3 separate regions of the Homo sapiens genome follow, and regions 1 and 2 are each linked to region 3. Evidence: chromatin loops called from intact Hi-C (ENCODE). Cell type or tissue: heart right ventricle. All regions are shown on one strand. Each heading gives the region's core, and the rest is flanking DNA. Links, peaks and the distances in the headings are about the cores only.

The links. Peaks named below come from ENCODE experiments on the same cell type or tissue, not always from the same donor. Only the 100,000 strongest peaks of a DNase experiment are listed, where the experiment ranks them.
Region 1: it touches region 3 in a loop (5-fold over the local background); 58 of 110 quality-filtered maps call a loop at or near these places.
Region 2: it touches region 3 in a loop (3-fold over the local background); 28 of 110 quality-filtered maps call a loop at or near these places.

The regions. Positions count from the first base shown.
Region 1 is chr17:3,822,049-3,832,727 of GRCh38, forward strand. It overlaps NCBP3 (nuclear cap binding subunit 3), which reads right to left. Exons shown (of 13, transcript NM_001114118.3): 4 at 7,195-7,320; 5 at 4,039-4,167; 6 at 3,719-3,795; 7 at 2,894-3,002; 8 at 1-4. Among named protein-coding and RNA genes, the nearest start is that of NCBP3, 19 kb to the right of the region's middle. RefSeq lists a silencer at 10,164-10,343. In heart right ventricle, for the core only: a CTCF peak has its summit at 5,307 (motif pointing left); no DNase peak of the experiment used is centred there; H3K27ac peaks cover 2,003 bases.
Region 2 is chr17:3,677,557-3,688,235 of GRCh38, forward strand. It overlaps P2RX5 (purinergic receptor P2X 5), which reads right to left. Exons shown (of 12, transcript NM_002561.4): 9 at 10,456-10,549; 10 at 4,340-4,422; 11 at 2,034-2,228. P2RX5-TAX1BP3 (P2RX5-TAX1BP3 readthrough (NMD candidate)) reads right to left here. Exons shown (of 15, transcript NR_037928.1): 9 at 10,456-10,549; 10 at 4,340-4,422; 11 at 2,034-2,228. Among named protein-coding and RNA genes, the nearest start is that of P2RX5, 13 kb to the right of the region's middle. In heart right ventricle, for the core only: CTCF peaks have their summits at 5,604 (motif pointing right) and 5,806; no DNase peak of the experiment used is centred there; H3K27me3 peaks cover 2,020 bases.
Region 3 is chr17:3,733,642-3,744,320 of GRCh38, forward strand. ITGAE (integrin subunit alpha E) reads right to left here. Exons shown (of 31, transcript NM_002208.5): 19 at 9,848-9,976; 20 at 6,164-6,237; 21 at 1,176-1,308. Among named protein-coding and RNA genes, the nearest start is that of HASPIN, 15 kb to the left of the region's middle. RefSeq lists an enhancer at 4,154-4,448. In heart right ventricle, for the core only: a CTCF peak has its summit at 4,227 (motif pointing right); DNase peaks (open chromatin) are centred at 4,300, 4,840, 5,164 and 7,305; H3K4me3 peaks cover 546 bases; H3K27ac peaks cover 473 bases.

The DNA.
Region 1 (10,679 bases), core at 1,200-9,199, 88 kb after region 3:
TCATCTAAAAATTAATGACAATAGTTACCTAGGATTTCCTGTGAGTGTAAAGACAATGTTGAATTTTTTTTTTAATGTTTTCCATAGCTGGAATCAGATCAGCGCAATTTGCCAACAAAAAGTAAAAATCCACTACCAACATTCACACTCTGAGTGCCCACTACAGCAATGCAGTGTAGAGGGGATAAAGCAAAATACAGAGACGAATGAGGTTAAAACTGCTGTTTGGAGCCAGATGACTTAATGGAGAAAACAAAAATAAACAATACAAGATACAAGGTTCCAAAAGGCATAAAAGAGCTTTAGGTCATTACAGGTACCCAGGAATCAAAAAGACTTTCTCAAAATAGTGGCATTTTTGCCACCCCATGAAAGATGATATTCACTTCTGAAGGATCACATGCCAACAACACAGCATCAGGATTAAGGAAACAGACTACATATAATTCCATATATTTGGTAAATCATTTTTCCAGTTTATTGTGCTCCTCAAAATGGCTTAAAGAAAACAGCATAATACTATACATGTAGAATGTACTCAGCCACTCAAATGAGTAAATGTGGTAAAGATCACATTTGTCAAGTTGAAATGTCAGTTAACAGGAAAGAAAGGTGGTCAGTCATCATAAATTTTTGTCAAAAGTAGTAATACAAAGACCTTCCACAGTTCTTGGACACTCTGACTGTAAAGAACAAACACCACTGTAAATATATCCAGGGCTGTAGGTAAACGTGACAACACAAACCAGTATGTATAGCCCCCAACCCCCGAACCCCTCAAACCATGCCCACCAGCTCCTTGGAGAAATGGCTGATTCCAGATGTGGAGCAGGTAAGATGCAAAATGAGTCTGGAAAAGCAAGATGTTTTGTTGTGCCATAAAGAAAGAAAGTGCTTAAAGAATCATGGAGTATGTCAAAACAGCTTGAAGGGGCTCTACTGGCCAAATCCAAGACAATTTGTAAATTAAAATACTGATATTAGGCTGGGCGCGATGGCTCACGCCTGTAATCCCAGTACTTTGGGAGGCTGAGGCGGGCGGATCACAAGGTCAAGAGATCGAGACCATCCTGGCCAACATGGTGAACCCCATCTCTACTAAAAATACAAAAATTAGCTGGGCATGGTGGCATGCACCTGTAGTCCCAGCTACTAGGGAAGCTGAGACAGGAGAATTGCTTGAACCCAGGAGGCAGAGGTTGCAGGGAGGCAGAGGTTGCAGGGAGGCAGCGGTTGCAGTGAGCCAAGATCGCGCCACTGCACTCCAGCCTGGTGACAGAGCAACACTCCGTCTCAAAACAAACAAAAAAATAAATAAAATTAAATACTGATATCCATGGATGATAACCCACTGAATAAAGAATCCATGATTCTAAACTGATGTAAATAAACAAACAGGTAAAAACAGAAGGCTCTTCCTTAGAGCACCTGTCTACTGGTAAAGAAATGACATAGTCAGAAAGGCATGAAGCTCTGATGAGCAAGAGGCTATTTACGTGATCTCAAAGTATCTGCCCACCAATTTTTTATTTTAATCATTTTTTTATTTTTTAAAATAGGGATGAGGTCTTGCTATGTTGCCTAGCCTGGTCTCGAACTCCTGGGCTCAAGTGATCCTTCTGCCTCAGCATCCCAAAGTGTTGCAATTACAGGCACGAGCCACTGTAACCAGCCAGCCCACCAATTTTTAAATTACAAATGGAAGAATAGCAACTTTACAGTGGAAAAACCTAGTGATGATTACCTTAACCAAGTGAATAAAGTGAACGTCCCTAGGACTGGGACGAGTAAGTATCCAGGGCCTCCTGACATGATGCTCTGGAAATGACATGACATCGCTTCTGTGGCACGCCTGTCTCAAATGCACAACCCAAATTCAATCAGGAGGAATCATCAGACAAACCCAAACTGAGGGACATTGTATAAAATAGTAAACCTATATTCTTGGAAAACATGGGAGGATAGAAGTAGTTTCAGCTTAAGGGGGACTAAGGAAACATTACATACTTACACACTCAGTCCTGGATGGATCCTAGACCTGGGGCTGGGCGGGGAATATATAAAGGACATTATTGGAACAACTGACAAAATTTGAAAATCGACTACGGATTAGGTAACAGTACTGTATTAATGTTAAATTTCTTGATTTTGTTAAGTGTGCTATGTATAAAACAATGTTCTTATTCTTTGGAATACATTTAGGGGTGATGGGTTTTTATCTTCAACTAACTCTCAAATGATTAAAAAAACCAATATGTGTATATGTGTATAATACATATACATACATACATACATACACACACACATACACACACACATACACATACACACACATATACATACACACACATACATATATACACATACACATACATACATATACATACATACACATGCATACATACACACATACACGCGATACATACATACATATACATATATACACATACATACACATACATATATACACATACACACACATTTTTAAATGCCCACCAAAAGTCACCATGTGTAAACAATCTTATGAGAAGGGAATTAGAACCGAATGGTACACTGGCAATGTTCAGGAGGACGTTGCTGTAATAAATAAAGTTTCATTTGAAAGTTTTCATAATTCAGATGGTAACTGGCTGAAAATATATGAGGCAAACCAGTTTCAACAGAAAATAACTTTAGCCAGAAGTCACAGAAATATACAAATAGTTAATATTCACTTTTAAAGTCAGAAATTCCAACTCAGGTGGCAAGCAATTATTTCATAAGCGCAGAATATTATAGTTTGAAGGGAACTTTGAGATTACTTGATCTAACTTCTATTCAAAAAAGAAGGATGTCACTCCATAATAAATCATTTTGATTGAAAATATAAAACAATACCAAATATTACATTTACCTTTTGTAGCAAATCTCATGAATAACCTATTTCCTTTAGCAAGTTTGTTAGCTGGACGAAGATCGTTTCTTAACAAAGACTCCTCTTCTACCTGAGACAACGTATCCAACTTAAGAAAGAAGAGTATTTTTAATATAAAAATTAAAGTCCTTTTGATATTTCTTCAGTAGTAAAGCTACCATTAAGAAAAGCATTCTACCTTTAATACTTACAAGCATTATAGCACTAGTTCCGCTGTAGAATTTCTAACTCAGAGATTTCCCCTGCCCACCTTGTCTAAAAGAACAGTCTCCATCATTCTCTATCCCCTACTCTTTTCACAACACTCATTGCCACCTGACACAGTATGAGATATCTGTGCATCAGTGTATCCTCTGCACTCCCCACTAGAATGCAGGCTCCGAGAGGGCCAGGACTTTGTTTTGCTTGAAGCTATATCCCTAGCACTTAGAATATGGTATATAATAGGTACTCAGTAAATATTTTTTAAATGAATGCATGTTAATATTTTTAACAACAGTACATAATCCATTAGGAAGTATGCCATTACTTGCTGTTTCTTCATTTTACTAATTAGATAACACTTCAAAGTATTTCTCAATAAAACTATTTTCTTTTTTTGTAGAAGCATAAGCACTATTCTAAGATTTCAAGGTGAATCGCTATATCCACACTAACTTAAAGGACAAGAGCCTGGTGCACCCTCAGAAGGTCTAATGGTGAAAGCTAGAGAAAAAACGTAACTAAGTCTTTAAGGCTTAAGTTAAAAAGACAGTGAGCAATTTTTTACAATAACTTTACATCTATCTTTCCCCTATTACTAACCTCTACATCACTTGAGTTCTCATCTTCAACCTCTCCTTCTTCAGCTTCATCATCATCTGAACTGTCTTCCTGCTTGTCTAAAATGGAATGTGAAGGACAAGATGAAACAAGATAAAATATTTCATATAATGAGATACAAGATGAACTATCTCATATAATTTTAAAAGTCCAGTATTTTCTCCTATTTCCTGATGATCTCAAGCATCATAGATTAGTTCAGAAACACTTGGTGATGAGATGCTATATAGAGCTCTGCTCAGAAACAGGACTGTGTAAAGAAGAGGACTTTCAGACCCCAGTTCCCTCCTTTGTGTTGTTACCTTTTTTCCTTTTCTCAGCTGACTTGTCCTCACTGGCATCCCTGCTTCTGATCTTATCCTGTGCAGGCAGGGAGCTCATATTGATAAGTGCTCGTGTGGCTGTCATTTCATCCAGCCAAACTACATTACCTAAAATAAAATGTAAAATAAGACATTACACAGCATGGAAATGGTAAGCTTCTTGAGAGCAGATTCTGCATCGCATTCATCACTACAGCCTCATCTAGCAACAGATTATCATCAGTAAATATACAAACCAACTAATGAAGAGAAATATAGACCAGGCATGGTGACTCACACCTATAACCCCAGTACTTTGGGAGGCCAAGGCAGGAGACTCGCTTGGAGTGAGATCATCCTGGGCAACATAGTGACACCCTGTCTCTACAAAAAAATACAAAAGTCATGGTGGCATGAGCCGGTAGTCCCAGCTACTTGGGAGGCCGAGGTGGGAGAATGGATTGAGCCTAGGATATTGAGGCTGCAGTATGCCAAGGTCACACCACTGCACTCCAGCCTGGGTAACAGGGTGAGACTTTGTCTCAAAAGAAATGAAAAGTTAAAAATAAATAAAAAAGAAAGAAAGAAAGAGAAAGAGAGACAGAAAGAGAAGGAAGGAAGGAAGGAAGGAAGGAAGGAGAGAGAGAGATGAAAGAAAGAAAAAGAGAGAGAGAGAAAGCACTTTGGGAGGCCGAGCCAGGCGGATCACGAGGTCAGGAGATCGAGACCATCCTGGCTAACACGGTGAAACCCCGTCTCTACTAAAAATACAAAAAATTAGCCGGGCGTGGTGGCGGGCGCCTGTGGTCCCAGCTACTCGGGAGGCTGAGGCAGAATGGCGTGAACCCGGGAGGCAGAGCTTGCAGTGAGCCGAGATGATGCCACACTGCACTCCAGCCTGGGCGACAGAGCGAGACTCTGTCAAGAAAAAACAAAAGGAATGGAACAGAATGGAACGGAACGGAAAGGAAAAGGGAAGGGGGAAGGGTAGGGGGAAAGGGGAAGGGGGAAGGGAAAAGATGGAAGGGAAGGGGAGGGAAAAGAAAGAAAAGGGTAGTAAAATCTCTCTGATGAAATTAGCCTAGAGCTGCGTTTCCAAACTGGGTTCCACAAAATAACTTAAGTATTCCATGAAAAAGAGTTGTGTATATTTAAACTACTTGGAACAGAACACAGGTAGTTAAACACTCAATATGTAAGTATTAGCAGTTCTTGATAACTGTCAAGTAAGTTTGGATTGTCCTTTACACTACCGCCCCCTACAGGGAAGCCCTTTGCTGCTCCTTGTCAGGACATGCTAAACGAATTCCCCCTTCATCATTCCCATTGGAAAACGTGGATGATGAAGGTATCCCTGGGATATGTAGAATGGAGGCATGACAGCCAGTTGGCTTTGTAGCAACTAATTTAATGTGCCTCTTTAAGGAAGATAATTTAGCAAGAAAAGAGCTTTGAGAAATCTTACGGAAAATAAACTTAAAAGAGTATTTCTCAAAACTATGCGTCCCCTATATCTCAGTTTGGGAAATGAAGCTCTGAGGCTCTCACTTCTGTTACTAATGTGCCATGTGGCCTGAGGCAAATATGTTCCTTCCTCTGTTTCTCAGGTTCTGATAAATAATACAAGGTAGGTGAACTATGTAATTCTGAGAGTCCCTCCAATTCTAATATACCTTAGTCACAGTTTTAATGACTTAAATCAGGGTTAGTAAACTATAACCCTCAAGCAAAATCTAGCCCACCACCTGTTGTTTATTTACATTTGTACCAGCTTTATTTAGGTTTAATTAATGTACAATAAACTACACACATCTACCACCTGCTTTTGTTTTTGTTTTTTCTTTCTTTTTGAGATGGAGTCTCACTCTGTTGCCCAGGCTGGAGTGTAGTGGCACTATCTTGGCTCACTGCTGCCTCTGCCTCCCAGATTCAAGCAATTCTCCTGCCTCAGCCTCCTGAATAGCTGGGATTACAGGTGTGCATCGCCACATGAGGCTAATTTTTGTATTTTTAGTAGAGACGGGGTTTTGCCACGTTGGCCAGGCTGGTCTTGAACTCCTGATCTCAAGTGATCCTCCCGCCCTGGCCTCCCAAAGTGCTGGGATTACAGGCCTGAGCCACCGTGCCTGGCCTACCGCCTGTTTTTGTAAATAAAGTTCTACTGGAAAACAGCCAGACTCATAGCTTCTGTATTATTTATAGTTGCTTTCATGCTACCACAGCAGAGCTGAGCAGATGTGACAGAGACCGTTAAGCCTACAAAGCCTCAAGTATCTGCATTCCAGCCCTTTACAGAAAAAGGTCTGCCAATTCCCGATTTGGATAGTGTAAGTTAAACAGAAAGAAAACAGGAGAAAAATGTTTCACTCAGTCATGTTTGTCTTTCAATGAAAACATCTTCCTACGAGAGCAGCTAAGAAAACCGGCTGCCATCTAGGGTGCTACCCAGCAGGTCAGCCAGCTGGCAGCAAGTAAAGCCAGACTAGAAGTAAGTCAAGACAAGAAGCCAGCAAAGCAGTAACAAGAGGTCAGGCCAGACTTACAGTAAGCAGGCAAGTTAAAAATTACAGTTGGCCCACAAGTTGGAAAGCTCATGGGTCAGGGCAAGCAGGTGACATTCTAGAACACACAGTTCAAGGCAAGCAGAAATGAGAAGTCTAGTAGAGTGTTTAGCTCTAGGTCATTCTGTCTATTCAGAATGACACTCTGTCCAGTGTCTATTCTGGTCTATCTCTAGGTCAGAGACACAGGCAGAGTCAGCCCTCTGAGTAACAGTACAGAAGGCAGTAATGACAAAGTCCAAGGCTCTGAAAATGCAGCCCCAAGTCTACGCAGTTGGATCCTCTCCTTTGTTGGGAAAAGGTGAGTGTTAAAGAGGCCTCAATCAACTACGGCAGATTCAGAGGCCAGTAACCCACCTCCTAGAGCCCTGGCCACCACCTCTCAGCTGACGTGGGACACTATGGGGTATGAGCTGGCAGACTGGCAAGGGCATGCTGCGTTTCACTGCTCGACAATTTTTTCTCTCCTGGACTAACAGCAGAAGTTCGGCATAAACAAGTAGTATGGGCCAGAACCATTCACCATCTCTGATGGCAAGAACTCTTGAAAAATCATCAACAAAAGCATATTCACAGGAAACTCGGGTGTACTTACAGGAGGTATCATCCAACCATTCGATGTGAGCTGGAGGATATTCTTTAAAATAGGAAAAGACATCTTGGGTGCTCATCTCATCTACTCCGCAAATATAGATTGTCTCCAGTCTCACCTTGGGGATTGCTAGAAAGACAAGACACAGAAAAGATGATAGAATTTTCCTGTCCGCAACTGCACATCCCATCCACACTCCTTCCTAATAGTTCAGACAACACGAGTTTAGAAAGAAACATGCTGAGAGAAACTATAATTATTTCAAAAGAGCACGAGACATAACAGTAAGGTAAACTATCTTAATTTTTATCACTCAACGACAGCATTAATTCAGAACAGGCCTATCAGGCTCAGAAAGATTAAACAAAGGGTGTTGATAAAATACACGATACCTCTCCCCACATTAATCTGTAGCAATCAGAGCACTATCAAGCTCAACAGGAGTATTTGTTGAAGTTAGCCAGCTGCTTCTAAAATTTTTAAATGTATGTTAAAGAGAAACGCGCAGTAGTGGAGACAATTCTGAAAGAGAAGAGATGCTGCCCGTGACTATGTCAAAGCATGAAACTAAAGAGATGCTACAAGTCAATTAAGAAGAAAAAGACAACCCAAAATAAAAATGGGCAAAGGACATGAGTAAGCAATTTACATAAAAGGAAATACAAAAGGCCAATAAATATATGAGGAGATGGGTTGACCTCACTACCAATCATTAACATGCACATGAAAACAAGAAGACACCAGTTTTCACGGACCAGATTTTACACCTTATTTTTCCTGCGTCTCTGGTCCTTGAATCGAGATATCTTACATCTTTTAGTGTGAAGTGCTGGCAGTAAGTAGGGGAAAGGCTTACTTCCCCGGCTGGTGGGCATCGTCACTGCGGAGGGCAAATGGAAGGGTCTGCAGAAAACGTGATTTTGCACGTGCCCTACGGACCTAGGAACTCCAGTCCTCAGTATCGCCCCTCAACAAACACATACATGTGGGCTCACGAAGTAGCTCACACGAAGATGTTTGCTAAGGCACGATTTCTAATAACCCAGTAGTTACCAGGGTAATAAATTATGCTTTATCCACATTATAAAATATTATGTGGTAAAAAATGAGATAATTATATACCACAGAAAGATTCTAAGATGTATCACAGAGTGAAAAAACAAGTTGTAAAAAATTACATGCAAGGTGATGACATTAAACAATACCATACATTTACTAAGGGTACATATTTATGTACACAGACACCCAGAAAAGGCCAATATGAGTCACACTGATAACTGCTGTTACTTCTGAGGAGGCAGAAAGGTTGAAGGCTATGGTCAAAAAAGAAACTTAGCCTTATCAGGACTGCATACTTTTTATTTTTTGAGATGGAGTCTCGCTCTGTCGCCAGGCTGGAGTGCAGTGGCACGATCTCGGCTCACTGCAACCTCCGCCTTCTGGGTTCAAGCGATTCTCCTGCCTCAGCCTCCCCAGTAGCTGGGACTATAGGAGCGTACCACCACACCCGGCTAATTTTGTATTTTTAAGAGATGGGGTTTCACCATGTTGGTCAGCATGGTCTCCATCCCTTGCCCTCGTGATCCACCCGCCTTGGCCTCCTAAAGTGCTGGGATTACAGGTGTGAGCCACGGCGCCCAGCCAATTGCGTACTTTTTTAACTACCTTTTTTTTTTTTTCTTTTTTTTTGAGATGGAGTTTCACTCTTGTTGCCCAGGCTGGAATGCAATGGTGCAATCTCGGCTCACTGCAACCTCTGCCTCCCAGGTTCAAGCTATTCTCCCGTCTAAGCCTCCCAAGTAGCTGGGATTACAGGCATGCGCCACCACGCCATGCTAATTTTGTATTTTTAGTAGAGACGACGTTTCTCCATGGTGGTCAGGCTGGTCTCGAACTCCCGACCTCAGGTGATCCGCCTGCCTCGGCCTCCCAAAGTGCTGGGATTACAGGCATGAGCCACCACACCCGGCTTTTTTTACTACATATTTTAAGTACATTATCTCCTTTAATCTCAATTGCAAAATTTGTAAATATATCAATAAATAAACTTAAGGTCGGGCGCGGTCGCTCAAGCCTGTAATCCCAGCACTTTGGGAGGCAGAGGCAGGCAGATCACGAGGTCAAGAGGTCGAGACCATCTGGCCAACATGGTGAAACCCCATCTCTACTAAAAATACAAGAAAATTAGCTGGGTGTGGTGGCAGGTGCCTGTAGTCCCAGCTACTTGGGAGGCCGAGGCAGGAGAATGGCGTGAACCCGGGAGGCGGAGCTTGCAGTGAGCCAAAATCGCGCCACTGCACTCCAGCCTAGCGACGGAGCAAGACTCTGTCTCAAAAAAAAAGGGAAAGAAAAAGTAAATTTAAAATATCTATATATCTACTACCTAGCTTTATGCTTAATTCGTTATAAGATCTCAGGCACACAAAACATTACATATGAAACTGGGGCCCACAGTACCTCTCCACATCCCTTCTTTCCCTTCCTTCTCTGAAGCAATTCTGTCAAGGGGGTGGTTCATGGGTCCATAAGAAAATAGAAAGAACAAGATCTACTGTTTAACAGCACAGTAGGGTGACTACAGTCAATAATAATTTAATTGTAAATTTTAAAATAACATAAAGAGTGTAATTGGATTGTTTGTAACTCAATAAAAGCTTGAGGGGGCTGGGCACAGTGGCTTACACCTGTAATCCCAGCACTTTGGGAGGCCAAGGCGGGTGGATCACTTGATGTCAGGAGTTCGAGATCAGCCTGGACAACATGATGAAACCCTGTCTCTACTAAAAATACAAAAATTAGCCATGTGTGGTGGCATGTGCCTGTAATCCCAGCTACTTGGGAGGCTGAGGCAGGATAATCACTCGAACCTGGGAGGCAGAGGTTGCAGTAAGCCGAGATTGTGCCATTGCACTCCAGACTGGGCGACAGGGCAAGACTCCGTCGCAAAAAAAAAAAAAAAAAAAAGAGGATGGATACCCCATTCTCCATGATGCGCTTATTTCATGTCACATGCCTGTATCAAAACATCTCATGTACCCCATAAATATACCCACCTACTATGTACCCACAAAAATTAAAATAAATAAAATAATAATGTAAAAAAGAATTTAATGGGCAGGCGCGGTGGCTCACGCCTGTAATCCCAGCACTTTGGGAGGCCGGGGCGGGCAGATCACAAGGTCAGATCGAGACCATCCTGGCCAACACGGTGAAACCCCGTCTCTACTAAAAATACAAAACAATTAGCCAGGTGTGGTGGCAGGCACCTGTAGTCCCAGCTACTCGGGAGGCTGAGGCAGGAGAATCACTTGAACCCGGGAGGCGGAGGTTGCAGTGAGCCGAGATCGCACGACTGCACTCCAGCCTGGGTGACAGAGCGAGAGGCCATCTCAAAAAAAAATAAAATAAAATAAAAAATAAAAATAAAAAAAGGATTTAATGTCTATTACTACCAAGCATGTTTTTACATGCTATTAACAAAATTTAAA
Region 2 (10,679 bases), core at 810-8,809, 56 kb before region 3:
ACCATCATTCTCGGCAGGGATTTCGGAAACCCTGCTAGAGGCTAGAGGAAGGCCAGCTGGAGTGGCTGGGCCTGGCTGTGATGTCTCTGTTGGCTTTGGAGGAATTACACGCGGGCCCCTCTCCCTGAGGTTAGGTCAGCATCTCATTTAAGCACCTCTTGGTGGGCCCAGCACACAGCATGCGTCAATACATGTTTACAGCTCATATGAATGAGTGAAGGTGCAGCCAGGTTGAGGGAAAATCCAAACACTCCACTTCCGCTCAGCACCCTGGCCTGTCCCTTTCCCTGGACACCTGCTCCAGGGACTCCTCTTCTAGGTCCGAGCCCCTCTGACCATTGGGAGGCTCCCCTCCTCACTCAGCAAAAAGCTTGCAGCAAGATCCCAAAGTTCAGGAGAGATGGCTGTGCCTGGAAGCCCCTGTCTCATGCAGGCACAGACTCCTCTACCCAGTTCAGAGCTGCGGGTTGTTCTGGCCCCAAAGTTTTCAGCGACACTGCTGGTAGCCAGCAGCCCTGGCTACATCTCCACTGTCTGCAGCTGCTCCAAATTCACCTGTGCATTCTGCAAATGGCCAGACCTGTGTGTGGGCGGGAGGGGGCGCACAGGGCAGAGAGGACTGTCGGGAGCCGGTGGGTGGGCCAGCCTCACCAGAGGCAGCAACGCTCCTGGCAGCACTGCAGGCAGGCAGAGCATTCAGAGAGAGCACAGCCTGCCAGGGTTCCTGCGGAAGCCCAGCACGCATAGATGCTCAGGCAGAAGCCTCTGGAGTTGCCCCGGCAAGGAGTAGCAGCAATTGCGGTGGCAGCTGGAGCGTGGGCCTGTGAGTCCACAGCCTCCCACAAGCCTCAGCGAGGCTCAGCCAAGACAAGCCAGGCCGTCGGGCTTCCCGCTTGCTCAGAATGGGAGCTCAAGTGAGCACCCAGGAAGTAAGAGTCAGCTCAGGGAGCACAGGAGGGCTGCCAGGCTCTGGGTCTACCCCATACGGACCCCTAGCCTCCAGCCTCCTTGCCCCACTGCTGCAGCCCCTGCCTCTCTCTCTCCTCACTCTTCTCCAGCCCAGTCTATTTCTTGCTCCTTCCCTGCCCAGGCCCAGCTCCCAGCTGAACGCTGCCAATTCCTGAGTCAGCAAGGAATGAAAGCTGGGCCAGGAGAAAGGCCACCAAGGTCAGTGAGTACCTGGGGTGTGGTTTGCAAGAGAGTCACAGAACCCCAGTCTGACAGCAGGAGGTGTCCAGCCCCCACTGGGAGGGGAAAAAAGGGAAAACAAGGCACAGAAAGGGCCAGGCACCTGCTCACCGCACAGGTACTCTGCAAGGCAGACGCAGAGCAGGCCCGAGACAGGTCCCCCACCCAGCCAGACGCCCTCCCCACGCAGGCTGAGCCTCGTCTGCAGAGAAGCCAGCGCCCCCAGGAATCGCGGCCCAAGGACCCCCCTGGCAGCACGGCCAGCACCCTCCTGAGGCCGGGGCAGCCCCAGAATCGCACACAGAAGAGGGGCTGAGGGGGGGTCATCTGAGCACAGAGACGTTCGGCAAAGGCAGAGTAACTCAGGAGAACCTCATCCTACAGACACTGCCGGGATTCAAATCTCAGCGCTGCCATTCACCGGCTGTGTGACTTGAGCAAATTACCGAGCCTTTCTGTGCCTCAGCTTCCTCATTTGTAAAATGGGGAAGATCGGTGTCTATCTGATTCAGTTGCTTACATGAGTTAACAAATACGGAGAGTACAGAGGGGTTCCAGGCAGAGAGTCAGTGCTGTGGAGCAGCGCGCTGTTATCATCTGAGCGCCGGCATGGCACAGCAGGCACCCATGGCCATCCAGGGTCTCGGGAGCTAAGGGGGACCTTGCGGGGTAAAGCACCAGCCCCTTCCCACAGAGGCTCTCCCAGTTCCTAGATGTCCTGCCTTGTGGCCAGCTCACACCAGAGCAGAGGGGTCCGCTGGAGCTGCCAGGCATGAGAAGCCCCAACTGGGGACCCCTCTCTGCAGGACCCAGCTGTCGGGCTCTCTGCCTAGCAGTGGCCTCACCTGTGGGGCTCCAGGAGCTGTGGGCACACAGATCCGTTCCCCTTCTGACTGCTGCTTCCACGCTTCGCCTCGGGTGGCTCCTGCAGCTCCTGCTGCTCCGGCATCCCCAGCAGCCCTGGCCCAGATGTGAGCTGCTCAGATAGCCCCAGCCCCGATGCCTCGTCCTCGGCCTCCTGGGAACTGTCTTCTAGGCCCCTGGACAAGATACAAGCTGTTCACCTGGGACGGCCCTGCAGGGTGCCTCCCCTCCTAGACGGGCGGAGTGGGCCTTGAAGAATCCCTCGCCCTGCAGGCCGCCACCCTGCTTCCTCCAGCCGGTGTCCTCCACCCTGCTTCCTCCATGCGGCTCCCTCCACCCTGCATCCTCCACCCTGCTCTCTCCACCCTGAGTCCTCCACCCTGCTTCCTCCACGTGGCGTCCTCCACCCTGAGTCCTCCACCCAGCTCCCTCCACCCTACATCCTCCACCCTGCATCCTCCACCTGGCTTCCTCCATCCTACGTCCTCCACCCAGCGTCCTCCACCCTGCATCCTCCACCCTGCATCCTCCACCCTGAGTCCTCCATCCGGTGTCCTCCACCCTGCATCCTCCACCCTGCGTCCTCCACCCTGCATCCTCCACCCTGCATCCTCCACCCTGCGTCCTCCACCCAGCGTCCTCCACCCTGCATCCTCCACCCAGTGTCCTCCACCCTGCATCCTCCACCCAGTGTCCTCCACCCTGCATCCTCCACCCTGCATCCTCCACCCTGCGTCCTCCACCCAGTGTCCTCCACCCTGCGTCCTCCACCCTGCATCCTCCACCCTGCATCCTCCACCCAGCGTCCTCCACCCTGCATCCTCCACCCTGCATCCTCCACCCTGAGTCCTCCACCCAGTGTCCTCCACCCTGCATCCTCCACCCAGTGTCCTCCACCCTGCATCCTCCACCCTGCGTCCTCCACCCAGCGTCCTCCACCCGGCGTCCTCCACCCTGCTTCCTCCACCCGGCTTCCTCTACCCTGCTTCCTCCATCCTGGGTCCTCCACCCTGCAGGCCACCACCCTGCTTCCTCCATCCTGGGTCCTCCACCCTGCAGGCCACCACCCTGCTTCCTCCATCCTGGGTCCTCCACCCTGCATCCTCCACCCTGCATCCTCCACCCTGCGTCCTCCACCCAGCGTCCTCCACCCTGCATCCTCCACCCAGTGTCCTCCACCCTGCATCCTCCACCCTGCATCCTCCACCCTGCATCCTCCACCCAGCGTCCTCCACCCTGCATCCTCCACCCTGAGTCCTCCACCCAGTGTCCTCCACCCTGCATCCTCCACCCAGCGTCCTCCACCCTGCATCCTCCACCCTGCATCCTCCACCCTGCGTCCTCCACCCAGCGTCCTCCACCCTGCATCCTCCACCCAGTGTCCTCCACCCTGCATCCTCCACCCTGCATCCTCCACCCTGCGTCCTCCACCCAGCGTCCTCCACCCTGCATCCTCCACCCAGCGTCCTCCACCCGGCTTCCTCTACCCTGCTTCCTTCAGCAGCACAGTCAGGACTGTGGTTGGGGTTCAGCCTGTGGCCAGGGTCAGGGCGCACGGCTATAACCCAGGGCTGGGGTTCAGGCCATAGCTGGAGTGCAGTAAGGCGAATGACCCAGGCAGACCCTGCACCCACTGTCCCAGGCTGTGGGGGTGCTGAGGGAGTACTAAGGTGTCTGTCCCAATTCCCATTCTGATCCCTGCTTCTCCAGAAGGCCTTCCCCAAAGGCCGAAGCCACAGCCCCTTCCCCTTCCCGCCCTCCCACAGTCATCAGGGTTCCCCACCCACGCTGTGCTCTGCCGCTGTGAACACGCACACCCCACCGAACCCAGGGCCCAGGAAACTCCGGAAACAGCCTCTGCATGGAAGAAAATATCCGCTTTTCTTTCCTTTACTACTCCAGCTTCCCTCAGCCCCGGCGCACCAGGACCACCAAGTCCAAGAATCCCAAAACAGAAGTGCTGCAGACACCACTCGATTGGTAAACCAACTCTCTCATCTCCCAGATAGAGAAACCGAGGCCCGGGGAGGCCTGGGACTTGTCCAGAATCAGGCGGAGCCTGTGAACTCCGTCTCCCGCCCTGTGGCCCACAGCGCCCTCTCCTCCCACTGCTGCCGAGGCCGAATCCGGTTCTGTAGAGCATGTACTCAGAACACTTCTCCTCCCCGGGCCCTCCAGCCCCTGCCTCCCACCCCAGCCATCAATATCACATCAGGGCAAAGGCTCGAAGCCACGGGGGTGCTCCACAGGGCTGCCCTCGGGCCGCCGGCCTGGAAGCGGAACTGACCTCACTTCCTCGTACTTCTTGTCACGGTAAAACTCTCTCTTTTTGATGAGGTAGATGAGTACCAGGTCGCAGAAGAAAGCACCCTGCAAAACAGGGGTTCCTGATTCAGAATCCTAGACCTCTGAGAGCACTGTTCATTTAGGGCACTTTGCCCCTTCCATCCTGCAACAGCCCCTAAAGGTGGCATCACTGTCCCCATTTAACAGATGAGGAAACTGGGCTCAGCAAGGGGCACCCTTGTCCGACACCACAGAGCTGGTCCATGGTGGAGCTCAAGCTGGACTGGAGCTCCCCCGATCCCACAGGCCAGGCACTCCCCGACCCCGCACCACCCGGACCCCATCCAATCGTTCCTTCAACACATTTGCTGGGCACCCAGCACGTGCCAGTGTCTGCACCGAAGTACGGAGAGGATCTGGACAAGAGAGACCTCCTGGGGACTCTCCCTCTGGTGCAGGAGACAGGCGTGTCGATGACGACCCACATAGGACTTCACTCAGCCTGGGGAGGGTCCCTATTCAGTCCTTAAGGACTAAAGAGGAGTTTATACAAGACAAAGAGGTGGAAGGACATTACGGAGGGAGGAACAAGCCTGTCACATCTGGGAAATGCCGCAGGGCCTGTGCGGGAAGAGGGAGATGCGCTTCTGGAGAAGGGGATGGGGACTGGCCTGTTAGGCTTCTTAGAATGTTTCCGAGGCATTGGTCCTCATCCTTTAGGTGAGGCGGAGGCACCACAGCCCGAATTTTGGCATTTAGAAAGATCCCTGTGGTAGTCAGTGTGAGATAGGTTGGAAGGGTTCTAACCAACAAGGACGCTATGGTGCTAGTCAAAGAAAGATGATGGGTGCCAGGTGCAGTGGCTCACGCCTGTAATCCCAGCACTTTGGGAAGCCGAGTCAGGCGGATCACCTGAGGCCAGGAGTTCGAGACCAGCCTGGCCAACATGGTGAAACCCTGTCTCTACTAAAAAATACAAAAATTAGCTGGGCGTGGTGGCGGGTGTCTGTAATCCCAGCTACTCAGGACGCTGAGGCAGGAAAATCGCCTGAACTCGGGAGGTGGAGGTTGCAGTGAGCCAAGATCGCACCACTGCACTCCAGCCTGGGCAACAAGAGCAAAACTCCATCTCAAAAGAGACAAAAACAAAAGCAAAAACAAACAAAAAAGGAAGATGATGAGGTGGACGACCCCAGCTCAGCCCCTCACACCCAAAACGTGCCCTACGGACCAGAGCGATGCAATTGCCCCTCTCCTCCAGCAGAGGGAGACTCCACCCACAGCACAGGGCAGGGTTGGGGCCTGAATGATAGAGGAGAGTGGAGGTGGGAAGGGTTGGTGGAGGGGCCAACAAGGAATCTTGGTCCCCTGACCCTGGGTGCTGCACATCCATCCCCTAGATGCCAAAAATGTTGCTTACCAATTCGCTGCTCCCCAGAGACCAACCCCAAACCTAACCTTGACCACCACCTCTTCCTGCGCCATTACTTCCAGTTCACAGGTCTGTCCCCAGAGGGTGCTCTGATTTTACCCACATCACAAGAAAGTGATGAATGGGCTGGGCGCAGTGGCTCACGCCTGTGATCCCAGCACTGGGAGGCCGAGGTGGGCGGATCACCTGAGGTCAGGAGTTGGAGACCAGCCTGGCCAACATGGTGAAACCCTGTCTCTACAAAAATACGAAAATTAACCGGGCGCGGTGGCGCACGCCTGTAATCCCAGCTACTCAGGAGGCTGAGGCAGAAGAATTGCTTGAGCCTGGGAGGCAGAGGCTGCAGTGAGCCAAGATCATGCCATTGCACTCCAGCCTGGGCGACAGAGTGAGACTCCGTCTCAAAAAAAAAAAAAAAAAAAGAAAAGTGATAGCTGAAGGTGGGCCTTCTGTAAGAAAGTAACAGGCGCAAACATCCAGGACCCTCCCAGTGACTGTCTGCAGGTAGGGATCCATGTGGAGCTCACTTTTCTTGACCCCCTCCCAGGAACGTGGTCCTGGTATGGGACACAATTTTCCAGGTTTTAACAAAAGTCACCCCTGGGTCCCAATGGACTCCTCCAGTGGGGCTGTCTTGTGTGCACAGGGAGAGGAATGAGGGAAGAGGCTGCCAGAAACCTGGGAAAGGGACCTGCCGGGATGGGCACTGACCACTCCCATGGCTCTCAAAAACTCCAGAAGGACCACGGGGCAGTGTAGACTCAGGACGCCTTTCCCTGCCCTCAGTCCCTGTGTCTCCTCCCCTGTGAGCCGCTCCCGGCCCCACTGAAGGGCCACCTCTAAGGAAGAGTCACAGGGCTGCCTTCCCTGCCTCTCAGCCTTTCAGTCGGGTGGTTCTCAGCCAGCTGGGATTTTGCTCCATCACAACTGCAGGGGAGGGTGCCCCTAACATCTAGTGGGTAGAAACCGGGAATGCTCTTAAACATCCTACAATGGGCTGGGCGCGGTGGCTCACGCCCATAATCCCAGCACTTGGGGAGGCCAATGCCGGAGGATTGCCTGAGCCCAGGGGTTCAAGATCAGCCTGGCCAACATAGTGAGACCCCATTTCTACAAAAAATTTAAAAATTAGCCACAGGTGGTGGTGCACCTGCAGCCCTGGCTAGTGGGGAGGCTGAGGTGGGAGGATCGCTTGAGCCCAGGAGTTCAAGACTGCAGTGAGCCATGATCATGCCACTGCACTCCAGCCTGGGCAACAGAGCAAAAACCCTGTCTCTGAAATCAACATCCTCAGGGTCTGGGAAAATATAGTATCGACCAGAAAAGTGTGAAATATGAAATAGAAAACAAACAAAAACCTCCTACGACACCCAGCACAGCCCTCTGTGCATTGTGGAATGTTTAAGGGCATGTCCAAGGATGTGTGTAAGACCACAACACAGAATTCTCCCACCCAAAAAGTCAGCAGCACCCAGGCTAAGAAACTGTCTGCAGCCTAATCCTGCCCCCTTTTTTTTTTTTTTTTTTTTTTTTTTGGAGATGGAGTTTTGCTCTTGTTGTCCAGGCTGGGGTGCAGTTGTGTGATCTGGGCTCACCGCAACCTCCTCCTCCCGGGTTCAAGCGATTCTCCTGCCTCAGCCTCCTGAGCAGCTGGGATTACAAGCATGTGCCACCACACCTGGCTAATTTTTGTATTTTTAGTAGAGGCAGGGTTTCTCCATGTTGGTCAGGCTGGTCTCGAACTCACAACCTCAGGTGATCCGCCACCTCACCCTCCCAAAGCACTGGGATTACAGGTGTGAGTCACTGCGCCCGGCCTAATCCTGCCCTCTTTTAGCAGAAGTAGAGATAGAGACTTTAGAAGTTCAGGGACTCACCTGGGATCCCAGGGATATCCCAGCCACGCCTCGGCTGGGGACTGACCTAAACCCATGCACAGCTGCAGAGCTACCAGCACATGCCTCCCTGGCTCTGGAAAGAGACTCGGGCTGTCACTGCTACCTGAGGACAGCTGGCAGAGCGTGAAATCCCAGAAAGCCCTCTTTTCCCACGCCTATTCTGATCTTGCCAGCTCTGGTTCTTTCTGGGGGCACTGGGACACGGTCCTCCTGAACAGCAGCCTCCCCCTCCCTGCCAGTGCGGCCGCCGGGGAGAGGGTGGGACGCGGGGAGGGAGGGGAGGTACTCCCAGCACCCATGAGCGCCACCCCAGAGCCCACGTTGATGATGGTGGGAATGATGCTGAACTTCCCTGCCTGGAAGATAGAGACAAGGCCAGTGAGCGAGGCAGGTTGGACAGCGGGGCCCCCAGGGACCCTCCCAGCGTCCCCCTCCCAGCCTGAGAACAGGAGAACGCACAGCGGGGCCCCCAGGGACCCTCCCAACGTCCCCCTCCCAGCCTGAGAACAGGAGAACGCACAGCGGGGCCCCCAGGGACCCTCCCAACGTCCCCCGCCCCCCGCCCAGCCTGAGAACAGGAGAACACACAGCGGGGCCCCCAGGGACCCTCCCAACGTCCCCCGCCCCCCCGCCCAGCCTCAGAACAGGAGAACGCACAGCGGGGCCCCCAGGGACCCTCCCAACGTCCCCCGCCCCCCGCCCAGCCTGAGAACAGGAGAACACACAGCGGGGCCCCCAGGGACCCTCCCAACGTCCCCCTCCCAGCCTGAGAACAGGAGAACGCACAGCGGGGCCCCCAGGGACCCTCCCAACGTCCCCCGCCCCCCGCCCAGCCTCAGAACAGGAGAACGCACAGCGGGGCCCCCAGGGACCCTCCCAACGTCCCCCGCCCCCCGCCCAGCCTCAGAACAGGAGAACGCACAGCGGGGCCCCCAGGGACCCTCCCAACGTCCCCCTCCCAGCCTGAGAACAGGAGAACGCACAGCGGGGCCCCCAGGGACCCTCCCAACGTCCCCCGCCCCCCGCCCAGCCTCAGAACAGGAGAACACACAGCGGGGCCCCCAGGGACCCTCCCAACGTCCCCCTCCCAGCCTGAGAACAGGAGAACGCACAGCGGGGCCCCCAGGGACCCTCCCAACGTCCCCCGCCCCCCGCCCAGCCTCAGAACAGGAGAACGCACAGCGGGGCCCCCAGGGACCCTCCCAACGTCCCCCGCCCCCCGCCCAGCCTCAGAACAGGAGAACGCACAGCGGGGCCCCCAGGGACCCTCCCAACGTCCCCCGCCCCCCGCCCAGCCTCAGAACAGGAGAACGCACAGCGGGGCCCCCAGGGACCCTCCCAACGTCCCCCGCCCCCCGCCCAGCCTCAGAACAGGAGAACACACAGCGGGGCCCCCAGGGACCCTCCCAACGTCCCCCGCCCCCCGCCCAGCCTCAGAACAGGAGAACGCACAGCTGGGCCCCCAGGGACCCTCCCAACGTCCCCCTCCCAGCCTGAGAACAGGAGAACACACAGCTGGGCCCCCAGGGACCCTCCCAACGTCCCCCGCCCCCCGCCCAGCCTCAGAACAGGAGAACGCACAGCGGGGCCCCCAGGGACCCTCCCAACGTCCCCCGCCCCCCGCCCAGCCTCAGAACAGGAGAACGCACAGCGGGGCCCCCAGGGACCCTCCCAACGTCCCCCGCCCCCCGCCCAGCCTCAGAACAGGAGAACACACAGCGGGGCCCCCAGGGACCCTCCCAACGTCCCCCGCCCCCCGCCCAGCCTCAGAACAGGAGAACGCACAGCTGGGCCCCCAGGGACCCTCCCAACGTCCCCCTCCCAGCCTGAGAACAGGAGAACACACAGCTGGGCCCCCAGGGACCCTCCCAACGTCCCCCGCCCCCCGCCCAGCCTCAGAACAGGAGAACACACAGCTGGGCCCCCAGGGACCCTCCCAACGTCCCCCTCCCAGCCTGAGAACAGGAGAACACACAGCTGGGCCCCCAGGGACCCTCCCAACGTCCCCCGCCCCCCGCCCAGCCTCAGAACAGGAGAACACACAGCGGGACCCCCAGGGACCCTCCCAACGTCCCCCGCCCCCCGCCCAGCCTCAGAACAGGAGAACGCACAGCGGGACCCCCAGGGACCCTCCCAACGTCCCCCTCCCAGCCTGAGAACAGGAGAACACACAGCTGGGCCCCCAGGGACCCTCCCAACGTCCCCCGCCCCCCGCCCAGCCTCAGAACAGGAGAACACACAGCTGGGCCCCCAGGGACCCTCCCAACGTCCCCCGCCCCCCGCCCAGCCTCAGAACAGGAGAACACACAGCTGGGCCCCCAGGGACCCTCCCAACGTCCCCCTCCCAGCCTGAGAACAGGAGAACACACAGCTGGGCCCCCAGGGACCCTCCCAACGTCCCCCGCCCCCCGCCCAGCCTCAGAACAGGAGAACACACAGCGGGACCCCCAGGGACCCTCCCAACGTCCCCCGCCCCCCGCCCAGCCTCAGAACAGGAGAACGCACAGCGGGACCCCCAGGGACCCTCCCAACGTCCCCCTCCCAGCCTGAGAACAGGAGAACACACAGCTGGGCCCCCAGGGACCCTCCCAACGTCCCCCGCCCCCCGCCCAGCCTCAGAACAGGAGAACACACAGCTGGGCCCCCAGGGACCCTCCCAACGTCCCCCGCCCCCCGCCCAGCCTCAGAACAGGAGAACACACAGCTGGGCCCCCAGGGACCCTCCCAACGTCCCCCTCCCAGCCCCCGCCCCCCGCCCAGCCTCAGAACAGGAGAAGGCACACGCACCTTGCCGTTCACCATCACGTCAAAGCGGATCCCGTAGGCTTTCATCAGGGTGCGGAACTCCACCCCGGCTGCGTCTCGGTAATATCTGGCAAATCTGAGGGAGACAGGGCCCAGGGGAGGCCTCAGCCTGCCTGGCCTTCCCTCTTTAGGCAGCACTGATGTGGCTGCTCTGGGGACTTAGAAGGACTCCCGGAACCCTGACTCTCAGCAGCCCCAGGAGTGGC
Region 3 (10,679 bases), core at 1,148-9,147:
AACTCCTGACCTCAGGTGATCCGCCCGCCTCGGCCTCCCAAAGTGCTGGGATTACAGGCATGGGCCACTGCACCCATCCAAAAACTACACTATTGTGTGTATCACTGAACAATGGAAAAGGCGGTTATTAAAGGACTCCAGGGAAGGGTGGAGTTCAGATGAAATGTAAATAAAGTCCTGTTTTGATGGTAAAGCAGGGCTGAGTGTCAAGGAGTCAGTCACCAGCAGGCCAGCCTGTGAATCAGACCCAGGGCCCGCTTCCTGGGAAACCATTAATATGGAGTAGAAAGTTGACAGACACTGTATCTGAAGCTCTCTACCTCAGGTGGAAACAGACTCTTCTCTTGGTCAAAATGACTTACACTCTCCAGGCAAGAGGGATAGGGGTTCATAATTACCGACGTAACTACTTCAAACAGCAAAGTTTTCTTTCTTGTTTTTTCTTTTGAGACAGACTCTTGCTCTGTGGCCCAGGCTGGAGTGCAGTGGCGCAATCTCGGCTCACTGCAAGCTCCGCCTCCCGGGTTCACGCCATTCTCCTGCCTCAGCCTCCCGAGTAGCTGGGACTACAGGCACCCGCCATCGCGCCCAGCTAATTTTTTTTTGTATTTTTAGTAGAGACGGGGTTTCACCGTGTTAGCCAGGATGGTCTCGATCTCCTGACCTCGTGATCCGCCCGTCTCGGCCTCCCAAAGTGCTGGGATTACAGGTGTGAGCCACCGTTCCCGGCCCAAAGTTTTCTGATCTGTGATTTTAGAGAATAAAATTTCTCAGTGCAGTGATACTTGTCAGCCACAGGGTGTCCTCGGGAAACAGACTGTTTCCTAGTATCTGTGTCTGTATCCAGCCTTGGGAATGGCAGGGCAGATTTTCACTTTCCCAGTCTAAGCTAATTTTTACTTTCTCAGTGTCTTAGGGCATTAGACTCACTTCTCTCTCAGAACCCTGGTGAAGAAAGGGCCGCACATAGGGAGGGTGGCACTGCAGCAGAATATGGTGCCTCGGGAGGCATGGAGCCGGACTGGCGGGGATTTATCTAGTTATTAACCATCTGTTGGTTGGACCAGGAGGAGGCTGGAGGCAGGGGTGCCAGTGAGGGGGCCACCACAGAAAAGCAGGCATGCAGCGAGGGAGGGGCGTGAGGGACCTGTTTCCACAGCCACCGTCACAGTCACCTTTTGCATCCTCTTCAACTGCAGGTTTCTGGGGTAATTCAAGGCCATGCTTGTCATGTAGGAATCTTCCCCGGAGTTAGTTAGGTTAATGTTCAGGGTCAGCTCCTTTGTGAGACCCACCACCAACTCCTGCCTGCACAGGGTACAGATAAAAATGTTACAGTTTATTTCATCTGTAAAAACCTCAACGCAATACAATAGGACATTCACCGAGGCTAGAGCGTGGTGCTGTGGTGCAATGATCACGGCTCACCGCAGCCTCCACTTCCTGGGTTCAAGTGATCCTCCCACCTCAGCCTCCCGAGTAGCTGGGACTACAGGTGTTTACCACCATGCCCAGCTAATATTTTTCTTATTTTTATTTTTTTGAGACGGAGTTTCGTTCTTGTTGCCCAGGCTGGAGTGCAATGGCACGATCTCGGCTCACTGCAACCTCCACCTCCCAGGTTCAAGCAATTCTCCCGTCTCAGCCTCCTGAGTAGCTGGGATTACAGGCACGCGCCACCATGCCTGGCTAATTTTGTATTTTTATTAGGGACGGGGTTTCTCCACGTTGGTCAGGCTGGTCTCGAACTCCTGACCTCAGGTGATCCGCCTGCCTCGGCCTCCCAAAGTGCTGGGATTACAGGCGTGAGCCACCCAGCCTGGCCAATGTGCAGCTAATTTTTGTATTTTTTGTAGAGACAGGGTCTCGCCATGTGGAGGCGGGTCTTGAACTCCTGGGCTCAAGTGATCCACCTGCCTTGGCCTCCCACAGTGCTGGGATTACAGGTGTAAGCCACCGCACACAGCCCAGAATAGCACCTTCTTAAGTAACTTCTTAGATAAGTTGCCTAAGGAATACGTTTAGCTTAGACATTCTTCCTCTCAACATAAGCAAACAGCTGGACTGCCACGCCCATCTCAGTTGTTGCATGAGATGACGATAATAGCTGCCCTTTATTTAGTGCTTACCATGTGCCAAGGACTGCGTCTCACACGCTCAACCCTCATAGTAACCCTGTGAAATAGTACAGCTACTCTCCATTTTATAGAAGAGGAAACAGAAGCCAAGACAGGCTAATTACCTGTCATCCCAACACTTTGGGAGGCCGAGGCGGGTAGATCACCTGAGGTCAGGAGTTCAAGACCAGCCTGGCCAAGATGGTGAAACCCCGTCTCTACTAAAAATACAAAAAGTAGCCGGGTGTGGTGGCAGGTGCCTGTAATCCCAGCTACTCGGGAGGCTGAGACAGAGAATTGCTTGAACCCGGTAGGGGGAGTTTGCAGAGGGCTGAGATCACGCCACTATACTCCAGCCTGGGTGACAGCATGAGACTCCATCTCAAAAAAAGAAAAAAAAAATTAGCCAGGTGTGGTGCAGGCACTTGTAATCCCAGCTATTCAGGAGGCTGAGGCAGGAGAATTGCTTGAGCCCGGGAGGCAGAGGTTGCAGTGAGCCATGAGCACACTATTGCACTCCAGCCTGGGCAACAAGAGTGAAACTCTGTCTCAAAATAAATAAATAAATAAATAAAAGGCTAATTAAATGCCTGGAGTCTAGTAGTCCAAAGAATTGAGAGAATTGTACCCAAATCCTCTTTCTACCACCAATTCACTGTGACCCTAGGTGAGGTACTCTATGACACAAATTCATCCATGCCACAATATTTATGGGGCACTGCTGTGCACTGGAGAACAGTGTGCATAAGACATACTGTCCTACCCCGTTTCTTGGCCTCAGCTTCCTACCCACAAAATCATTCAGACCCTTCCCATTAAAAGGCTGTGGTTTAAGACATGGGTCCACATGTCCTGGAAAAGAGGGTCCTGGGGATGTGTGAAAGGGTCCTCCAGAATGCTGAGGTATCACAGGGACCCAGAGTGCAGAACCACTCTCAGTAGCTGAGATTGACAGAAAAACATATTAGCAATACCGAGAAAACTGTTTTCCATCTGAAATGTCCAAAGATGAGATGTGCAGATCTAGGAAGTATGGCCTCCCAAAGTGCTGGGATTACAGGCGTGAGCCACCACGCCCGGCCTAGGAAGTAATGTGAGGTGTGTTTTGTTCCCATTGTTTGGTTTTGGTTTGGTTTTTATCCCAGCTGAGAAGAGGCTGGATTGACTGGAGGGAGAGACAGGAAGCAGAGACAGAGCCTGCTGTCTCCACCCGAGAGATGATACATGCCTGAAATAAGGAAACAGTAGTGGATGCCTGGACACGGTGGCTCACGCCTGTAATCCCAGCACTTTGGGAGGTGAGGCAGGTGGATCACTTGAGGCCAAGAGTTCAAGACCAGCCTGGCCAACATGGTAAAACCCCGTCTCTACTAAAAATACAAAAATTAGCTGAGTGTGGTCACGTGCGCCTGTGATCCCAGCTACACAGGAGGCTGAGGCAGGAGAAGCACTTGAAGCCGGGAGGCGGAGGTTGCAGTGAGCCAAGATCGCGCCACTGCACTCCTGCCTGGGTGACAGAGTGAGACCCTGTCTCAAAAGAAGAAGAAGAAGAAAAAAGACAACAGTAGTGGAGAAGGAAAGAAGTCAGAGACAGTAAAGCAAATGAAACGAAAAAGAGGCAGGGGAGGGGGGACAGAGGAGTTAAGGGCAAGTTCTGAGTTTCTAGCTCAGGTGGCTGAGTGGTGCCGGTGGCTGAGTGGTGCCGGTGGCTGAGTGGTGCCATTGACTGAGGGAGGTAACATGGGAGGAAGACCCAAGGGTGGAAGAAGATGCGTTCAATCGGGGACATGACAAGAGGTGCATATAGGATAACAAAGCAGAGATGCTGACATGTCAGCTGGACACACATCTTAGAGCTCAGGCGTGAGACCTCAGTGTCATCAGAATATTAACAGCGTTGCCTAATCTGAGGCCTAGGGACCGTCTCAGAGGGCCCGGAATGCCAAAATTTATGTATGCACATGTGATCTTCTAAGGAGAGGGGTCTGTAGTCTTCATTAGATTCTTTTGGGGATCTATGTCCTCAGGTCAAAAACCACTGAGACAGCTGGACACCGACGACCAGGCTCACTAGCGTTTTTGAAAGAGAAGCGTTTGCTTGCTATGTACACTAGGGGGCGATGTAGGGCAAGCCATGCGTGCTGTATCTCTACTACCCCCAGTAGCTGGCTGGGAGGTTGGTTCTTGGCTGTAATTAATTCCCTGCTGGAAACAGCTGTGCCTGCTTGTTAGCCTGGATTCCAGAGCATTTGAAAGTCTTCAATTGGTCCTGCAAATGTCTATGAAAGGGCTGACCAGGACTTGGGGAACTGCGTTCTTCCCCATATACGGCAACTCCAGCCAGCTGGCCAACAGAATCACAATACATACACAACACTAGTCGCCAAGGACGCTTGTTTGTTTTGTTTTGTTACCCTCCCCCCCTCCCCGTTTTTGGAGTCTTGCTCTGTCACCCAGGCTGGAGTGCAGTGGAGCGATCTCGGCTCACTGCACCCTCCGCCTCCCGAGTTTGAGCGATTCTCCTGCCTCAGCCTGCCCAGTAGCTGTGATTACAGGCGCCCACCACCATGCCCAGCTAATTTTTGTATTTTTAGTAGAGACGGGGTTTTACCATGTTGACCAGGCTTGTCTCAAACTCCTGACCTCATGATCCGCCTACCTCTGCCTCCCAAAGTGCTGGGATTACAGGCATGAGCCACCGCGCCCGGCCTGGGGGGCATTCTAAGACCACTACATGTCTAAACCCACACTCATGTGCTTGGCAACACTGTCATTCTGGAATTCAGTGTGGTCCAATAGAACGTCTGCAGCGATGGAGACAGGCGGTATCTGCGCTGCCCAACACCACCAGCCACAGGCGGCCACTGAGTCTTTGAAGTGTGGCTAATGTGACTGAGGAACAAAATGTTTCATTGTGATTAATTTTAACTCATGTACATGTAAACAGCTAAGCGTGGCTGGTGTGTTGGACAGTGCAGTGCCGCATGCTGGGGCTGTGGCCCTCTTTCCTCCCTCCGCCTCCATTCTGTCAGCACGTGCTACGTATGAGCTGTCACTTTAAACTGTTACTCCCGTCATGGCCCAGCCCACACCGCCTCTCACCTGAGTGGTTACAAAGGGAGCAAGTGCCGCTTCTCTTCTCAGCTAAGCAGCAAGAAGGATCCTGCTAAGCTGCATGAGTGTGTCACTCCTCTGACTTCCCAGCTCACAGCAAAAGCCCTTCTGAGGGCTTAAGAAGCCCCATGGCCTCTTCCCCCTTCCTCCCCTTCCCTCATTACACCCCGCCCCACTCCACTGCAGCCACTAGCTCCTCACCCTGCCCCCCACCCACCAGGCAGGCTTCCAACCCAGGGTACCTGCAGCTGCTCTTCCCTTAGACACCCAACCACATAGCTCGTTCCCCTACCTCCTCCAGTGTGTGCCAAAGTGTCACCCTCCGTGACCACCCCATTGAAAACTTCAGCATCAGCTGCCACCCAACACTCCTTCCCACCTTCCCTGTGTCTTCAACGTTCATCTCATCAACATGGAATTTACCTACTTACCATCTTCTCCCCCTAAGAGCACCAGGAGGGCAGGGATTTTTGTCTGTGTTGTTCACAGAAGTATCCCCAGCACCTAGAGTGCTTGGCACAAAGTAGATGGTCCAGAAATATTTGATTGATTAGTTAATTTGGCCAAGAGGTGGGCCGGGAAAGAGGTTACCTCTAACTGAGGTAGAGGTCAGCCTGGCTGTGAAGAACGCTGGGTTCTGAATATAGCATTGTCCGGGATGTCAAGAGACCCAGGTTCAAGTCCACCAAATGGCCTATGCAGGGCCCTCGGCGACTGAGTCTGCTTCCTAATCTAGAAAGTGGGAAGACAGATCTCTGTCTTGCCTCCCTTCTGGGGTAGCTGAGGACATATTGAGATAATAAGTGCAGAAGCCATTTGTGGGCCACGGGGAGAGGGGAAGGGGATGTGCAGGGTGTCCTAATGAAGGAATTGCCCAGGCAAGCGTTCGGGAGAAGGTTAATCGAGGAAACTGACGGCTATGTCCAACTCACTGAGAGACGGTGGTGGCCAACTGTAATTCTGCGACACAAAACAGCTTATTCTTGCAGGCCTTCTCATAGGGCAGCTGTAACCAGACAGAGAGTCCCGATCAGCCCAGGCTCCGCCTTCCCCAGCAGCCCTGCCTCCGGCTCTTCTCCTTATAGGAAGTTTTGGGCTGTGCCTCCTGCTCACCCTGAGAAGTGCAGTTACAGGGAGGTGAGGGGTGCAGGCTGGGATTGTCCCCGAAGAGCAGGGACTGTGACATTCCTGGGTGACATTCCTGGATCTGTCCTATAACATGGGCACACTGTGACCCAGTCCTTTGACCAAGGTAAAAACTGGGGTGACCTTCACGGAATGTTAGGGGTGCCCATGACATTTACATCATGCGAATTCAGCAGCAACACACAGCTCACGACTTTGAGCATTCAGGGAGCAGACACCTACGCGAAGAGAAGCTTCCTTAGTCCTTTCGGATATAGGCAGAACAGCCCGGGCAGGAGTGGGGGATGCCTAGCCAAATATCGTCAAGGTCCAGGCCTTGGAGGTTCCTTCCTCATGGCTAGTCATCTGTTTTTTCGGTTGTTTGTTTGTTTGTTTTCAGATGGAGTCTCGCTCTGTCATCCAGGCTGGAGTGCAATGGCGCGATCTCGGCTCACTGCCATCTCTGCCTCCCGGATTCAAGCGATTCTCCTGCCTCAGCCTCCCAAGTAGCTGGGATTACAGGCATGTGCCACCACGCCTGGCTAACTTTGTATTTTTATTAGAGAAAGGGTTTCGCCATGTTGACCAGGTTGGTCTCAAACTCCTGACCTCAGGTCATCCACCCACCTTGGCCTTCCAAAGTGTTGGGATTACAGGTGTGAGCCACCGCGCCCGGCCTGGCTAGTCGTCTCTGTAAGCTAACTATTTCCCTTGCCTACACATAATCGACTAATTCTGAAAGCCACATTTCAAAAGGCCCCATGGAGGTTGAAAAGCTCCAGTTCGTGTTTTTAAAAATTCCAGTGTTCTAAAGTAGCTGGGTCTGTTTTTGTATTATGAAGGAAGGCAGCCAGCTCCTCGGCTGGAGAGCCTCTGCACTTCGCACTTCTCTCCCGGTGGCCACCTCGGCAGCTGTCTGCAGGTCTGTTCCCACGGCCTAGAGGGGGAATGACAGCCCAGGGCTTGAAAGGGAACTTTCTACTTCCTGCGGAAGGGGGATGCCATTTGCAGAAGTCAAAGCGTGGCGCTCTCTCTAAGTGGGTCAACAGTTTCATGCAGGGTTTTTTGTTGTATTTTTTTTTTTTTTTTTTTTTTTTTGAGACGGAGTCTCGCTCTGTCGCCCAGGCTGGAGTGCAGTGGCGCAATCTCCGCTCACTGCAAGCTCCGCCTCCCGGGTTCACGCCATTCTCCTGCCTCAGACTCCCGAGTAGCTGGGACTACAGCTGCCCGCCACCACGCCCAGCTAATTTTTTTTTTTTTTTTGTATTTTTAGTAGAGACGGGGTTTCACTGTGTTAGCCAGGATGGTCTCGATCTCCTGACCTCATGATCCGCCAGCCTCGGCCTCCCAAAGTGCTGGGATTACAGGCGTGAGCCCCCGCGCCCGGCCTTTTGTTGTATTTTTAATATAGCCACATAGCCTGATCTCTTCCACCCAGCCCCAGTGAAAGAGAATGGGGTTAAGCCATCTAAACTCCCAGCCAGAACGCACTCTCTGGTAACACCGATGTGCCTAATACCACGTGGTTTTTTCCTCACCCATTTTATACGGGGAATAACTTTTTAAAAATCTCTTTGCCATAGCATAATAGTCATCACTGGTTAAGGAAAGACACATAAAGAGATGTTAAGCAGGATACAATCGCAAGGCATCTCACCATAAAATGAGACGTGCTTATTAATGACACAGGCAAACAGCACTAGGAATGGACAAGTCCACATTAGGTGCCTCCTGAGATGGTGTACTGAGAAGGACACACTTTACTTCTGTGATATTCCTGACAAAAATGCATAACCTGGCCAGGCATGGTGGCTCACGTCTGTAATCCCAGCACTTTGGGAGGCCGAGGAGGGTAGATCACCTGAGGTCAGGTGTTCAAGACCAGCCTGGCCAACATAGTGAAACCCCGTCTCTACTAAAAGTACAAAAATTAGCCGAGCATGGTGATACATGCCTGTAATCCCAGCTACTCGGGAGGCTGAGGCAGGAGAATTGCTTGAACTTGGGAGGCAGAGGTTGCAGTGAGCCGAGATCACGCCATTGCACTCCAGCCTGGGCAACAAGGGCGAAACTCTGTCTCAAAAACAAAACAAAAATGTATAACCTGAATCTAATTATGAAGAAATATCAGACAAATTGAGGAACATTCTACAAAAGGACTGGCCTGTACCCTTCAAAAATGTTAATGTCATTAAAAGACAAGGGAAGACTGAGTGAGAAACCCTTCCAGATTAAAGGAGACTAAAGATAAATAACTGTAGAACGCTATGAATGATCCTGGACCAGAACCTTTTTTTTCTTTTGCTATAAAGGACATTAATAGGACAACTGGCAAAATTTGAATAAAGTTTGTAAATTAGATAATAGTATTTTATCAATGTGAATTTCCTGATTTTGATTATTGTACTATGTTAAGACAATGCCTTTGTTTTTAGGAAATATATATTGAAGGTTTGTGGTTTTTTTTTTTTTTTTGAGACGGAGTCTTTCTCTGTCACTCAGGCTGGAGTGCAGTGGCACGATCTCGGTTCACTGCAACCACTGTCTCCCGGGGTCAAGCAATTCTCCTGCCTCAGCCTCCTGAGTAGCTGGAACTACAGGCATGCACCACCACACTGGGCTAATCTTTGTATTTTTTAAAATTTATTTTATTTTTTATTTTTTTGAGATGGAGTCTCGCTCTGTTGCCTAGGCTGGAGTGCAATGGCACGGCCTTGGCTCACTGGAACCTCTGCCTCCTGGGCAAAGGATTCAAATGATTCTCCTGCCTCAGCCTCCCTAGTAGCTGGGACTACAGGCCCATGCCACCACACCCGGCCAATTTTTGTATTTTTAGTAGAGACAGGGTTTCACCATCTTGGCCAGGCTGGTATCGAACTCCTGACCTCAGGTGATCCACCTGCCTCAACCTCCCAAAGTGTTGGGATTACAGGCATCAGCCAGGGCGCCCGGCTGACAAAAGTTTCTTATGACACTACCCGCCTGTCTAAGCTGCACTGATGGGCACCAGGAGGAGAGGCTAGGATACAGGTTTGGTGGGGCCATTCAGCCTGAAGGCCCTGGCAGGGCATGAACAGGCAGGTGTGCCAAAGGGCATCCTCTCTGCAGTGCAAGACACGACAGCTCCAGTCTAGCTCCCACAAGGAACCCCCATCACAGCGTCATCAGAGCCGCTTGCCAAGTGAGGTCCCCAGGATGCAATGTATGCATGTGCCTCATGAAAGATGTAGCAAGTGCTTTTGTGAACATAAAGACATAAAGGAACAAGCCCCAGGGGCAGATGGAGACCTGCGTTACCCATGAGTCCTCACTCACGGGGACACATTAACACCATCTCAGGGACTCAGTTTCACCATGAGTACGGTGAGGGGCCCAAATGCCGTCTGAAGACATTGCCTCCCAACTCCACCATTCTTGGAAGTTAGGGGAGCAGGTGGTTTCTGTGGGATAGGCTCTTAAGAGGGCTGGGTACTGGCTGTGGGTAGAGTCACCTGGAAGATGGCAAAGGGCTCAGTGTAGCGGTCCAGGATGGGCTGGGGATGGTCCGTCTGTCCCTCAGGGGTCTGGAGCTGGTAGCTGACTTTGACACTGGCATTGGAGAAGCAGTCCTCCTCACAGAGCTGTGGGGTCACCACGGAAGGCAGGGTTAGAGTTGGATGTGGGGGAGAAGATGACAACAATAATGCTTTTTTTCTTTTTCTTTTTTTCTTTTTTTTTTTTTTTGAGATGGAGTCTTGCTCTGTTGCCCAGGCTGGAGTGCAGTGGCGTGATCTCGGCTCACTGCAACCTCCGCCTCCCGGGTTCAAGCGATTCTCCTACCTCAGCCGCCCGAGTAGCTGGGATGACAGGTGTGTGCTACCACGCCTGGCTAATTTTTGTATTTTTAGTAGAGACAGGGTTTCGCCATGTTGGTCAGGCTGGTCTCGAACTCCTGACCTCAAGTGATCCACCCGCCTCAGCCTCCCAAAATGCTGGGATTATAGGCGTAAGCCACCGCGCCCGGCCTCTTTTCTTTTTTTTTTTTTTTAAGATAAGGTCTCACTCACTCTGTCACCCAGTCTGGAGGGCAGCAGCACCATGATGGCTCACTGCAGCCTCAACCACCTGGGCTCAAGCAATTCACCCACCTTGGCCTCCCAAAGTGCTGGGATTTCCAAATATGAGCCACCGCACCTTGCAAGAATACTTTCTACTTTGATGTCATCATAAGAAGAAATAAACAATAAAAGTGGTGAGTCAGAAGTCCTAAGCATCTTCCAAATAAGCCAGGCTGAAGGGACACGTCCTTCAAGCAAGCTGCCAAGTGCTTTGGGAAAAATCTCC